2 separate regions of the Homo sapiens genome follow, and region 1 is linked to region 2. Evidence: chromatin contacts called from ENCODE Hi-C or POLR2A ChIA-PET data. All regions are on one chromosome and are shown on one strand. The core of a region is the stretch at or near the end of the contact, and the rest is flanking DNA. Distances in the headings are between cores, read along the strand shown. Region 1 overlaps ZMIZ1 (zinc finger MIZ-type containing 1). Region 2 overlaps ZMIZ1 (zinc finger MIZ-type containing 1).

The links. A loop is a pair of places that touch in the nucleus more often than their neighbours do. ChIA-PET counts read pairs that join two places held with the same protein, here RNA polymerase II (POLR2A).
Region 1: a loop to region 2 is called in a map of endothelial cell of hepatic sinusoid, with 5 times the contacts of the local background. The contact joins two enhancer-like sites. A Hi-C loop is called at or near these places in 1 of 168 maps with a recorded cell type or tissue (endothelial cell of hepatic sinusoid). POLR2A ChIA-PET finds 5 or more read pairs at or near these places in 3 of 52 experiments (BJ, Caco-2 and Panc1).

The regions. Positions count from the first base shown.
Region 1 is chr10:79,217,422-79,224,667 of GRCh38, forward strand. All of the region lies in intron 7 of ZMIZ1 (zinc finger MIZ-type containing 1), which reads left to right. Among named protein-coding and RNA genes, the nearest start is that of PPIF, 130 kb to the right of the region's middle. RefSeq lists enhancers at 3,138-6,864, 5,729-6,467, 6,468-7,206, 7,207-7,246. Within about 2 kb of position 2,075, at least 3 of the 41 ENCODE cell types and tissues checked have a DNase peak (open chromatin) inside an H3K27ac peak, as active enhancers do.
Region 2 is chr10:79,121,159-79,127,604 of GRCh38, forward strand. All of the region lies in intron 2 of ZMIZ1 (zinc finger MIZ-type containing 1), which reads left to right. Among named protein-coding and RNA genes, the nearest start is that of ZMIZ1, 55 kb to the left of the region's middle. RefSeq lists an enhancer at 5,499-6,017. Within about 2 kb of position 2,678, at least 4 of the 41 ENCODE cell types and tissues checked have a DNase peak (open chromatin) inside an H3K27ac peak, as active enhancers do.

The DNA of each region.
Region 1 (7,246 bases), core at 825-3,324, 96 kb after region 2:
CTCAAAAAAAAAGAAAGAAAGAAATACATAAAGTACCTAGCACCGTGTCTGGATATTGTTAACATTCCTTATGGAGTCAGGACAAGCAGTTGAAAAAGAAAAAAAGAAACAGTTATTTCCCTTGTATAACAATAAAATGGACGTTTTCACTGAATTCATCAGTCAGTTCTTTGGAGTGTATATAGACACAGCCTTCATGAAAACGTTGTAAGGACATCTCATGATGTGTTTCCATAAATCTGCTCAATTTATAATCTCTTGCGTGTGAGTTTGCGCCTCTTTCCATGTATGTTTCCAGTCTGCACACATGGATGGCGCTGCACACATAGATGTGTGGTGGCCTCATTAGCCAGTAGCTACTCTGAGACCCTGGACATGCCCGCCTGCATTGGGATATTGCTATCGTATTGAACTGCTTGCTAGAAAATGGTCTTGGAATCTCACAAGGGACATCTATTCCTGATGGAGTGTGCAGTTTTAATAATGACTTAAGTCAATACAATGTTGACAGGGTAGAAATGACTTATCAAAGACACATACCTCTTAAGTGCCCGTTCTGTGCAGGCACCCAGCAAGGGCTGAATTTGCAAGGGCAACTAAACAGAAAGGGTCCTGCCTTAAGAAACTTATAGTCCAGAGCAGGGGCCACCAAGCTTTTTTCCATCAAGGGCCAGACAGGGGCTTTTGGGGGCTCTGTGAAAGCTGCCATAGATAGTACATAGAGGAGTGGGGTTGGCTGGTTCCACGAAAACTTTATTTATGAAAACAAGTGCTGTGTGCAGTGGCTCACACCTGTAATCCCAGCACTTTGGGAGGCTCAGGCAGGTGGATCACTTGAGTTCAGTAGTTCGAGACCAGCCTGGGTAACATGGCGAAACCCCATATCTACAAAAAAATACAAAAATTAGCTGGGTGCGGTGGTGCACGCCTGTGGTCCCAGCTGCTTGGGAGGCTGGGGTGGGAGGATCACTTGAGCCTGGGAGGTGGAGGTTGCAGTGAGTCAAGATCGAGCCACTGCATTCCAGCCTGGGTGATAGAGTAAGACCCTGTCTCAAAACAACAACAACAACCAAGAAACAACAACAAAAAAACCTAGTGATTAACTATACTTCTTGACCCCTAGTCTAGAGGGAGAGGAAAACATTGATCAAATAATTAGAGGGGTGTGTGTGTGTGTGTGTGTGTCTGTCTGTCTGTCTGTGTAAGCTCAAGCTGTGATAAGTGCCTTGAAGGAAAAGTAAAAGTGAAGGATGGCAAGGGGGTGTTGTTGAGGGCAGACCACTCTGGGGTTGCAGCAGTCTCCCCTGAGACCTGAAGGTTGAGTAAGTGAAGAAAAAGAGAAAGAGCGTCTTTGCAGTTAAGGGGACAGCCTGTGCAAAGGTGTTGAGGTAGAAGGGGAGCATGCACGGCTTTTTGTCAGAACTAAGAGAAAGGCAGTGATTCTGGAGCCCAGAGGCAGGGGGTACATGGCAAAGGCGAGGCTGGAGAGGTCAGCAGCAGCGGAAACATTCAGGGCCTGTCTTGGAGGTCACAGTCTTTGTCCTGAGAGTAATGGGAACATGGCTAAATGCTCATTTTGTGATGACAGCTCGGGCTATAAAAGAACAGATTGCACGGGGGGTGGGGGGACGTGGAGGCCTGCCTGGATGTAGGTGGCCAGTTGACAGATCACTGGGAGGTCGGGGTGAGGATGATGGTGGCTGGATCAGGAAGACAAGAGTGGAATGGAGACAGAGGGATATTTAAGAGGCAAAACTATGCCACAGAGGGAGAAGGAGACCTGGAGAATGGGCTGTCCCAGGAGCCCAGTGCCTCCCCAGAGGAGCAGGAGAGACTCAGGTCTCTGTGCAGTCCCTCCACAAAGGGTCACTGAAACCCCTGCCCTGCTGGCACGTGCTGGGTGTTCTCATATGTTTTGTGGTGGTGCCAAGCTTTGTGAGACACAGAATACTATCTACATTTATGGATGAAAAAATGGAAGCTCAGAGAGGTCCTATGACTTCCCTGAGGTCACCCAACTCATAAGTAATAGGCTGGAACCTGAACTAGCCTCCTGGCTGCAGGCCCAGGGCTCTGCCTGCCCCATCACACCAGGCCTGGGCAGCCCTCCATTTCCTTTGGAAAGAGCCCTTCATGCTGCTCAGGGGTCTCCAGCAAGGCCTCTGAGTGGCATTCCCAGCATCACTTCTTCGCTTGAAACAGGGATTTGTTCTTTCCTCCATCTGCACCCCTGCTTGAACACAGCCTTTGTAATTTAGAAAGCCCTTTCCCATGCATTGTGTCTGTGAACTCACGTGACACTCTGACACTATGCAGGCTCCCAGGGATGAATTCTCAGTGTACCCATTCTGCAGCTGAGAACACTGAGGCACAGCAGTGCCTGTGGCTTGGCCATCCTCAGATTTCCTTATTAGGAGTCAAACCCTTGTCAGTGCCCACAGCCATGACTAACTACCTTTCAGGGCCACCCATCCAGATATATGGGCTCTCGGGATCCCAGCCACCCCCTGCTTGCCCCATCTTCTGGAAAGGAAAGGGGGCCAGTCTGAGGAGGAAGCCTCTACCTGGCGGTTTTATTTGAGGGGTGAAGGACCTGCCAGGAGCAGGCTGGGCCATAAGAGGGGTGGAGGCCATGGGGAGCAGAGCTGGGACCCCAAGTCCCAGACATGGCACCGGCGCCAGGCCTCCTCTTGGCCACCTCTCCAGGCTGTGGCCTCGTCTGTGAAGAGAGCTGATTTGCCCACCTCATGGGCTGCCTGTGAGGATGCAGTGGGACCCCCTAATCATGGGAGTGAGAAAGGGGCCCAGCTAATACCTGACGCACACTGGGGGCCAAGTAAATATGACCCTCCAGCCTTCCTCCTCTGCTTCCATGTGTCTGTCTCTTAGCTGATGTGGTTCCCAGCCTCTCTAAGGCCCCTTCTGTGGCAGCAAGCCTGTTTCCCACTGTCCTCTCTCCCCTCGGCTCTGTGGGTGTGGGTGACCTGCAGTGTCCCTACCCCTGGGCACAGCCCCGGTGTGCCTGTGTGGGGATGGCCACTCCCACCTGCCCAGCCCACTTCCAGGGAGGCCTCTGCAGTTCCAGAGCTCGCTCCAGCCCCCAAGCCCCTTCAGCCAGTCTGGGCCACCTGTCCGCCCTCCTGCCTTTCCACACTTGTCTGACGTGCCTGTGCAGTTCTGCCCTCCCAGGGCTCCCTGCTCCTTTCTTTCTTTGGTCTTGGGTGTCTGTAGGTCTGTCTCTGTGCAGCGGCCCCTGTCCATCTCTAGCTTCCCGTGGCTTTCTCTGCCTTCCTGGGTTTCTCTGGGTCTCAGACTTTCTCCCACTGTACGTCTGTGTGTATGGTGTGTGTGAGGCTGTGTATGTTTGTGTTGGGGAGAGTATGTGGCTTTGTATGTGGGTGTGTGCCTGTGTACATGTGCATGTCTCTGTGTATGTCTGCATGGCTGTGCACATGTGTGTATCTGAGCATGCTGTGTGTGGCTGTGTACATGTACATGGCTGTGTCCATGGTGTGTGTATGTCTATGACGTATATGTACCTGTGTGCGTGTCTGTGTGTGCATGGTTGTGTACATGTGTGTATCTGCATGGTGTTTGTGCATGGCTGTGTATATGTACATGCCTATCTGTGTCTGCATGCATGTTATCTGTGTGTGGGTGCATGCCTGTGTGTGTCGCCCTGGCGCTGCATCCCCCTTCTGTCTCCCTTGTCAGGAGGCCAGGCCAGCCAAGGAGGGCCAGGATGAGATCATGCAGTGAGTGAGCTTGGAGCGGGGCTTTGTCAGGAGAGCTGGCGGTGAGCCGGCCGTGGTGCAGGAGCACGTGTGTGCATGTGCGTGCATGCATGCGTGTGTGTGTGTGCGTGTGTGTGTCCTGGGAGAGTGCGCAGGAGGCGAGCACAGGCAGTCACTGCAGCAGCCGCCAGGCAGGCGGCTCCACGCGGCCCTGGACGCCCAGCCCCCAGCTCTTTGTTCTGGCGCAGCCTTTAGCCTCAGAGCGCACGTGCGCGGGCGGGATCCTCCTCCTCACCAGGCCCCCTCCCTCCTCAGTACAGAAGGTCACCTGCCTGGCCCGGCATCCTGATGCTCCCTTGATTCTCCCCAGGCCGGGCCTTAGCATTGCCCCACCCCCACCTTCCATGCCAGCCCGAGGGGACTTGGCGGGCAGCACTGAAATGTCAGCCTCCTCATCACCTAGCAGTCCCACGCCTGCTGGCAACGTGGGCACCAAGCACCAGGCAGTCGCCATGTCGAGGTCCCCAAGAGCCTTCTGCCTGTCTCAGCTCCTGTCCATGCTTGAAGAAAGCCATATGGCCTCAGCTGACCCGTGAGCAGCCAGTCACTGTTGAAATAATCGAATAGGGAATGCTGGAGCCCAGGGCCCAGAGAGGGGAGGACCCACCCCAAGTCCTAGCGAGGCAGGGCCAGAGTCCAGAAGAGAGCCCGAATGCCTGCTGCCTTCTCGCGCCCTTCCTGTCTTCCTGAGGCTGGCCTCACAGCTGTGGGCTCCCACCCTCATGCTATTGGCAAAGTCAAAACGCAGAGAGAGCAGCAGGTCCAGGAGGCCTTGGAGCTTCCGCAGGATGTCCTGAGACAGGTCGTCAGAACTCAGGAGAGTGGTGAGAACTGGAAGAACTGCCACCACTGAGGAAGAGGCCAGCTTTCCTTAGGGATGAGTGGCTGGTGGCTGTCAATCAGAAAACACAGACTGGCTGCTCATAGGCCAGATGTGGCCCACAGACACCTGAGATTGGACCACTCAATGTTTTTTTTTTATGCATACAAGTTGCCAGCATTCACTGTTTAGGAAATTTGTACAACAGAGTCAAATGCCTGGCTTCCTTTGAGTGGGAATCTTGGACCCGCGTCCTCACAGCTGACTGGGACTGACTGGGTGGTGGTGGCTAACCTCTGGGACAGGCGCTGTGCCCTCCCCATCCTTCTCTATTGTCTCACACCCATGGCCTTCCCCACCGTTGGAAACCAGCCCTGTGGACATGAGTGTTTCTGACCTCTGTTCAAGGACACCCTCCCATCTCAACGCAGCAGCCCGAGTCCTGGGTCCCATGCAGAGTGGATCGCTTACTTTTTGTCCACAAACATCTCCTCAGCCTGGTTTCCCTGATGTTTTGACAGTCCCCAGAGGAACTGACAGCCATGGGAAATGTCAGCAGATCACAAGAGGGGGGCTGAGACATGCCCTGGGCCCCTGGCCAGCCTGGGAGGTAAAGATTCAGGAATGCAAAGGGGTCCCTGTCTCACCCTCCCTGTCTGTGGCCTGTGGTCCATGGAGAGAGTGCTTGGGAGAGGCTGGGTACTTCACTGGAGCTCTCGATCCCAGGGAGCTTCTATAACAACTTGTGCAGCAGCCCCAGGGCTCAGAGAAAGACCCTGACCCCAAGGGCCCTGGAGAGTGCTCCAGCCTTCAGATTGTTGGGAGAGGCACAGGTGTCAGAGGCCAGCCAAGTCATTTCTACCTCTTCTGCTCAGGACACCTTAAGCCAGGTCATAAACCACTGTTTCAACTTCTGTCTTTGAAAGCAAGCCCTCTTGCTCTCACCTGGCTGAATGGTGGACTCTCAGACCCCGTGGTGGTGGGGACATTCCTGGTCTCTTTTGGTGGCTTGACTCCGATCTCCCCCTCACGCCTCCCTTGTGGCTGCTCTCCACCCCTCTCTGCCTCTGCCCACCCCAGAACATGCAGCCGCCTTCCCGTTACTGGGAGGACAAATGGCCTTATTCAGGGACACCCTGCCAGAGCTGTCTCTCTAAGACAAAGCTGTGCGCAGCTCTGCGTGAAAAACAGCTCGCGGCCGCCCAGTGAGCAGGCAGGATTGGTGGGTGCAAATTGCAGGGGATTTGTTACCAGCTGCCGGTGCCCCAGAGACAGCAGGCAGGCAGGCCCTTGCCCTTGAAATGCCAGCCGCCTGGCAGGCTGGGGCACCTTTTCAAGGTCGGGACAGACTTCTTCCTGGACACCGGCCCCCACCCCCACATACAAGCTCAGCAAAGCTGGGATGTTGGGGAGGGGTTTGGCTTCCTTCCTCCTGCTGGGCTGTCTCCACCGCCCCGGTCAGGTGCCCCTACAAGGGGCTCTGGATTTCATCACCCGGCCCTCTCAGAACTGACTCATGGTCAGATCTGTTTAGTGGACGAAACCTGTTCACGCGCTCACCTCCCTCTGTTTCAGTGCCGTGGGAAAGGCAACTGGCGCTCTTATCAGCATGCCCATTAATAGAGGAGGAAACGGGAAGACACAGACCCAGGTCACATGGCTTCTGGTGCTGGAAGCAGGTCTGATTTCTAGGATGGTCAGATGTGGAGTACAGGGAACCACCTCCCTCTGAATTACCCTGGGTGAACTGGTGGGTGGCCTGGCCTGGGCCAGGGGCCCTGGCCTCCGTCCCCTCCCCCACCTCCCTGAGGGATGAGGCCTGAGATCCGGTGGCCTCACTGTGCTCTTGGAGAAAAGGGATGGTTTATGGACACAGTGTTCCCAGGCCAAGGAATTGGGGGGAGGGGCAGCTGTGATGGTCCCTGGGGTTCCAGGAATGAGCAGTGGGGAGGGGCCCTGCCATGCCCAGAATGAGAAAGGGCAGATGTGGAAACAACTTCCAGGCTATTTCTACGGCCATTAAAACGAGGTCTCCAAAGAATGATGACTATGTGGGAATGCTTACATGTAATATTAACTTTCCAGAAGGATAACAGAGTGCTAGACTTAGTATGATCCCAGCCAGGTGCAAAAACAAAACGTACATGTATTTAGGCACAGACACCAGAAGAGAATATACCAAAATGTCAACTTACAAGTAATGGCTCTATCTGGAGGGGGCCGGAGGGTGACTCTTTTCTTTGTTTCCCACATTTTCTTCTTTCTGTTTTTAAGCAGAAGCAGCAGCAGTCATGGGTTTCTTCAGAGTTTGGTTGGAGTTGGCAGGGGCAGGGTGAGAAGGAGAGCCGGCAGCTCCTGGCTGGGTCAGCAGTTTTCCTAGCGCAGCCCTCTCTGGTTCCCCGAGAGCTCCAGGGGACAGACCTCTCATCTGGGGGATTAGCTCATCACTGGCCCCCCTGCCTACAGAGCGGGGGTGTACACAAGGACACCCTGGGCCGAGCCAGTGGGTACCTGCTTTCCAGGCCTGTCCAAAATGAGAGGGGAGCCTGGAGGATGGGACCCTAAGAAGGGCCTGCTTCTGTCACCAGGGCCCTCAGCAGCCCACCCCCTATGCCGCCCCACGGCCACCTGA
Region 2 (6,446 bases), core at 1,428-3,927:
GAACATTTATGCTCTTTTCTCCCATGATCTCCTCTCAGGGATAGGTCATTTATTACCCACTTTGCAGATAAGGAAACTGAGGCTCAGAGAGGGCAGGCCACTCAGCCAGGAAGTAGCACAGCCAGAATTGGGTGCTTATTAACCACACTGCACCCACCTCAATTCAACACTTCCTTTTCCTTTCCCTCCCTCCTTCCCAGAGAGCCCCTCCAGGTTAGAGGGGGTTCCCGAGGAGGCTTCTGGGATTATCTGGGCTTTAGTTCTGACCTAGTATTCCCAGGCATACCTGCCATTTTCTTGCAAATAGAAAGATAGGCTATTCTCTGGGGTCTGCTTTCTAGCATGACCTAGTAACTTCCTCTCCACAACTCCTTTGTAAAGTATCCTTAGGATTGTCCTTTGGAAACTTGGCCAGCAGAAAGCTCTGGGGTACCCAAGAGGCTTGGAGGAGTCCTAGGCCTTTGGAGAGGTAGCCACTGCTTGCATATCCACTGGGAGGCTCTGTGACCTGCTAAAGGATCAGGGTGTGGGACCACAGCACAGGGAGCCAAGGTTCTGCTTGGCATGGGTGGTAGGTACCACTATGGAAGGAAATTGGGAAGGATCCCCGGGAGGTGATATTTACGCTGGGCCTTGGAAAGAGGAGAAATTTGCTAGGTTGATGTCAAAGGCCAAGGAAGACCCAGCAGAAGGCTCAGCTCCACCAAAGTCCCAGAAAAGTGAGAGTTTATTCATGGCCCTTCGCACCTGCATCTGTACCCAACAATACCCATCAGAGTCTCCTAGAATTAGGGCCAGCTAAATAATTTAGCTGTGGTCCAATGCTAAATGAAAATGCAGAGCCCTTTGTTCATGAATTACAAAGGATTTCAAGATGATGACAGCAGAGTAGGGTCCTTCTAAGCTTGTGGCCCTGTGTGACGGCCAGTGAAGCCAACCCTGCTTGAGTAAGTGTAGCAATTGTGGGATTTAGCGCCAAGAACTGAGTTCACGTGCAGGCGCCACCAGTTACTTACCAGGCCCACGACCTTGGGCAAGTCCTCCTCATCTCCATAAGCCTCATCTGCCAATGAGCGATGGTACCCTCCTGCCTGCAGAGGAGGGTCAGTGGTGCCAGCATCTAGCTTATCCCAAGCAGTCCAGGACAGAAGCTTTGGCCGGGGTGGAGTGGCAACTCTTTCCGTCACGTAGTGATGTTCAAGGCTCTCCTGACCCACCCCATTTACCTTCCAGCGCTGCCCCTGTCTACCTTGGTGGCCTGGTTTTTTGTGCTTTTCCAAATCCACCTGGCTGGGCAGTGGAGGGTATGGGGAGTCTACTCTGTTTTATTTGCAGAGCCTCCTGTCTGGACTGCTCCTTGCCCACACTCCCATCTCTCCTTGGCAGACTCACTCCTGCAGGTTAGATGTCATGCAGATTTCTTTGACCCCCCAGCTCCTCCCTTCCAACCTTTACTCTGTGATACCTTCAGTAGCTGCAATGACCTCTTGCACTATAGAGTTCTCTACAGTGTGCGAAGTCCTTTCACACCCATCACACCCTGGAGAGCTCTTGAAAGGCCCTATTCCCATTTGCTAGATAGGAAAACAGAGGCTCAGAGGTACAACCATCCTAAGTTCCTGGGCTGAGGTCAGACCCACATCGGGTAGGGGTGTAGACAGTGGCAGCAGAGAATGGTACCTAGGCTCCACCCTCGGCCGCCTCATCTTGCAGCATTTGGGAAAACTGGCTTTTCCCTTCTGGTAGAAAGCTCCAGCCCCTGGCCCAGGAGAGGTATGTGGGTTGCTGAAGAGGGCCTGGTAGAGCGCAGAGGTCCAGCCAGCTAGAGCAGACTAGCGCCCAGCCCTGCTTTTCCCCACAAGTGATGTGGCCCAGTTCACGTGGCTCGGCGGACTAGAGCCAGGTATACATGGCTCTGAAGTCTGGGGCAGAGGTGAGAAGGCCCTAGCTGGCCTGGGCTGCAACCGCAGGCAAAGGCTGGCCACAGATGAGAGGGGTATCGTGTCAGGGGCATGACAAACTGTTCCATATGGCTGGCACTTCACAAAAGACACTCAAAACACTCTTGGTGGATGAGTGTGGAGGATGCTGGCAGATTGCGGCTGTGGACCGGGCTGAGGCATGGAGGTTTTCCAGCTCTGTTACCCCTTTCTTTGTGGCTTCTGATGAGCGACTTCATCTCTCTGTGCCCCATTTCCTCATCTGTAAAATGGGGAGAATATCCCTCTAGTTGGGAGGGATTCAACGAAGTAAGCCATGGGCACTCTCACAGCCATGCCTGGAGCATGGTTAGTGCTTTCTGGCACTTTCTAGCATGAAGAGTGGAGGTGGCAGTAGCGGGAGTGAGTAGGGGGTGGACTCCAGGGCTGTGGCCACACAGGAGGGTTTCCTCCACTGAGCAGCATGGTTGTGCGGTCTTTTAAGAGAAGGTGGAGAGGGAGATCAGGGATTGGGGTTGGGCTGGATTTGGATTTCATATGAGGCAATCCCAAACAGCTGTTGCTCAGAGCTCTGTGGGCAGCCACCTGGGGTGAGGGCTGCACTCTCCTCGCCAGCCCCTCCAGCCCCTGGTGTGTGGCTTTAGGCTGCCGGCATGCACACCCTAAGTTGTCAGTCAGCAGACTTCCAGGGTTACATAGGCGGTTTGGGGCTGGCCATGAAGACCTTGAATGCCAAGCCCAGCTCACAGCAGGCCTGGCCAGGGCCCAGCCCGTGGCCACACGGAGCTGGGATTCCAGGGTCCGCATATGGCATGCCTGTCAATCTTCAGCGCCAGCTGAGAATGCACACCTCTCCTCCCACTGCGTGAAATCTGTGGCCTGCAGCCCAGGCCCTCCACCCCAGCCTCTGCAGCCTGCTATGACTCCACAACCCCCACCCAAGCCTGGATCTGGGAATCGTTTGCAGCTCACTGCTTATTCCTGCCCAAGGTAGGATGCCCCTCTAGGTCAGGAGGGTGGGACTGCTGTCCTGGTGGGCCCTCTGAGCAGGACTTGTGTTCAAGCCTCAGTCCCATTAAGAACTGCTGTGTGACCTTGGACAAGTTGCTGCCCCTCTCTGAGCAGCTGTTTATTGGTCTGTAAAATCAGAGGATTGGGGTAGGTCAGGGATTACAAACTGCAGTCTTCAAGGGTGTCAACAACCCATTGAAGTTGGGACTATCCTGTTGTACAAATGAGAAAACTCAAAGCACAGAGAGGTTAAGAAACTTAGCCAAGGTCACACAGGTTATAGTGGAGCTAGGACTCAGCCCAGTTTTATCTGACACCATAATATGTGTTTTCCCTACCACAACAAACTGCCTGTCACAGATACTTGCTTGTTTGCTGGGTGATCCATTTTGTCCATCAGCCAGCTTGGTGTTGAACACTTCCTTGTGCTCCTGCACCGTGCTAGGCCCTGGTATCCAATAGTGAATCTTCAGTTGAGCTGGGAGAGCACAGCTCCAGGTCCGGAGTTCTGAGTAGAGGTCACAGTCTCCAGTGCAGGGTTGCTAGGTAGGTGCAGCTCTTTCCTCATGCTGTAGGAGGCAGCCAGAGAAGACTTCCTGGTGGAGGGGTAAGGGGAGTGGGGTTCCTATACAGAGTGGAAGAGTAGGGTCTTCCTGGGGTCTCTGCACAACTGGGTGGCATGGGTCAGGGCAGTCCGGCTGGGGAGGAAGATTCATTCAGCCACAGCTGAGGCAGCCCCTGAGGGCCTTGAATGCTAGGCCACAGAGTTTGGCCATGAACCTGCAGGGAGTGGGGAGCTAAAAGAGACTGCAGGGCAGTGGCACCTCCTTTGTGAGAGCTAGGAGGGCTGGCCTCAGCTTGCAAGCTAGGGCAAGGGTGAGGTGTGGTCCAGTCTAAGACTTAGTTCACCCAGGAACTGTGGCAGCAGGAAGAGCAAGGTTGGAGGCTTGTCCACTGGCCGGACCTTCATGCTCCACCACGGCCTCTTCAGCAACCCAGGCACCTCTGCTGGACCAGGCGCTGGGGCTTTCTACCAAAAGGGAAAGCCAGTCTTCTCAAATGCTGCAAGATAAAGCGACCGACGATGGAGCCAGGTGCCACAATCTGCACACCTCCCCCAACCCCATCTGCCATGGGCCTGACCTCAGCTCAGAGCTTGGGGCAGGCGTTGCTCAGTGACACAGTGGGATCAGAGAGGCTCAGAGACCAGCCCGGGGGCACACAGCATTCCTCATGGTGGGTACAGAGGCTAGAGCAGGTAGGCAGCATCTTTCCCAAGAGAGGTAGGTCTGGGTCTCCCTCTGGCCGTCCCAGGGTCCTGGACATGCTTCATGGATGGTGTGTGCTCACTCTGGTAGGAGTGTAAGGTTGTAAAGAGTTTCCTGGGTGTTACTTACTGAGGGCGCTTCTCCCTCCCACTGATGTTTGCCCCACTGGCTCTTTTTGAGCTCTGGAGTTTGTCTCTTTCTGGTTCATGAGCCACACACCCAGGCCACACATTGGGGCAGAGGACAGCCTTGGCCGTGCCTGTGTTCCTAGGTCTGAAGCCTCAGCGACCTTGCAGCAAGTAATAGACACTGGGTGGGGCCACAAGCGTGACATCTTTATTGGAATAAAAACAAAACCACAGCCTCTCTCTCGTGTTGGGAGGAGTGGTCTTTAGAAATCATTTTACCCACCCCACTCATGGCACAGATGAGGAAACTGAGGCCCAGAGATAGGAGGGCATGCCCCAAGGTAGCCAACATGGCGCTTCAGGCTATCAGCTGAGTGCAGGGCCACACTAAACTGTGTAGGCTACATGGGGGTGCAGAGGCTGGCAGGGGCAGGGACCAGCAGCAGCGATAGGAGCCTTCTATCTGCAGAAAGGCAGGACTGACCCTGAAGGGCCAAGGAAGCTCTGGGGACCTGTGGAGAGCCACCCAGAACTGGGACTGAGAGCTGCACGGGAACCCGCAGACCTGGCTCCGTGGAGCCGCATTTGTGTTCTGCCTCCTGCTGTGAGAGGTTCGCCACCACAAGCAAGGGCTTATCCTGTCATCCATTTACCCAGAGAGCCCCAGTGAGGCCGGGATTTGTAGGCCCAATGGTCAGGGCTAGGGGCAACGCCTCAGAGTCAGGGCCTAGTGTGAGGCTTATAAGGGGCAAGGGAGTGAAGAAATAAAGTGGACTCAGGAAACCAGGGGCTGCCCTTCCCCTCATCAGCCCCCTCTGCCAAGGCTTAGCAGAGTGTCCAGCAGGCTCAACCATCTGGGAGGCTGCTGACCACAGGCAGCATGGCATTACCTAGGGCCAGGGTCTAGGGGCTCTGAAGGCCTCAGGGGTCAGGGAGAGCTTCCTGGAGGAGGTGAGTGCCAGCTGAGCCCCAAAGAATGACCAGACTGTGAACCAAACTGAAAGCATTCCACGCAAAGGGAACAGCTGGGCCAAGACCCTGTGGCAGCCACACTGGGGCAGATAATGGGGGCTTTGTGGAGGCTAGGACTGCTCAGGGAAAGAAATGAGGCTGGAGGTGCCCCCGGGGGGTTGGAGACGGCAGAAGGAAAGAAGGTTATATTTTGCTTTTAACTTGCTAAATGCCCCTGAGTAGATCACTGCCCCACTTTTGTGCCTCAGTTTCCCTTTTATCTCCTCTGAGCTTCAGGCACCTGGGGAGCCACAGCAGGGAAGTGCCTCAGTGGAAGAGTCCGCTTCTGGAGGCTTTGAGCTGATGCTGGGGATATGAGCTGAGGGAAGTATGGGCTTCCCCAGCACCTCGGGGGCAGTTGGCCCAGAAGGCTGCTGCTGGACCCAAGGCTTCTCCCCAGTGGAGGAGAGCTGACCTAAGATTTCTGGGGTTTGCCAGGCTGGACCAACCTGAGAGGATGAGGGATTAGGTCCCTGGGGCAGCCCCCACTACAGACTAAGGACCTGGGTCCCAGGATAAAATGAGAGATGCGCCTCCCTTCTCTTTGCTGTGACCAACTCCTTCTTTCCTCCTTCTGCCTCCTTCCCTCCTGCTGGGGACAGGGAGGGGACAATATTTATTCCTTCCCAAGGCTGCAGCTGACTGATACCCTGATGCAGAGGAAATGCCATGCCAGTGCCAGGCATGCTGCCGGCGCTCTGGGTGCCTGGTGCCCTCTCCAGGTGTGGCTCCTCCCCATAGCCCTGGGCTCGGCCGGTCTGTGTTTGCAGAGCCTCCACTGACCTGCAGCGGCCTCTCTCTCATGCCTCTCCTATCAGCAGAGCGCCAGCCATGGGCTCCTTGGACTACAAGTCCCCGGGATTGCGCAAATTCCCCCAGCAGTTTGCACAGCAGCCAGCTCAGGCCCCGTCAGATGGCCCAGGTTCCTGCTCGGGAAGCCCATTCTTTTCTGGAATAATAAAGCAGCCACCCCACAGCAGGGGGTGGCAAGCTTCTCTTATCCTCACAACCCCTGACTCATGTCACCCTCATAATATCAAGTGGGCTGGGGCGGGGTGGGGAGGTGGGTGGCGTTTTCCAGAGGGGGA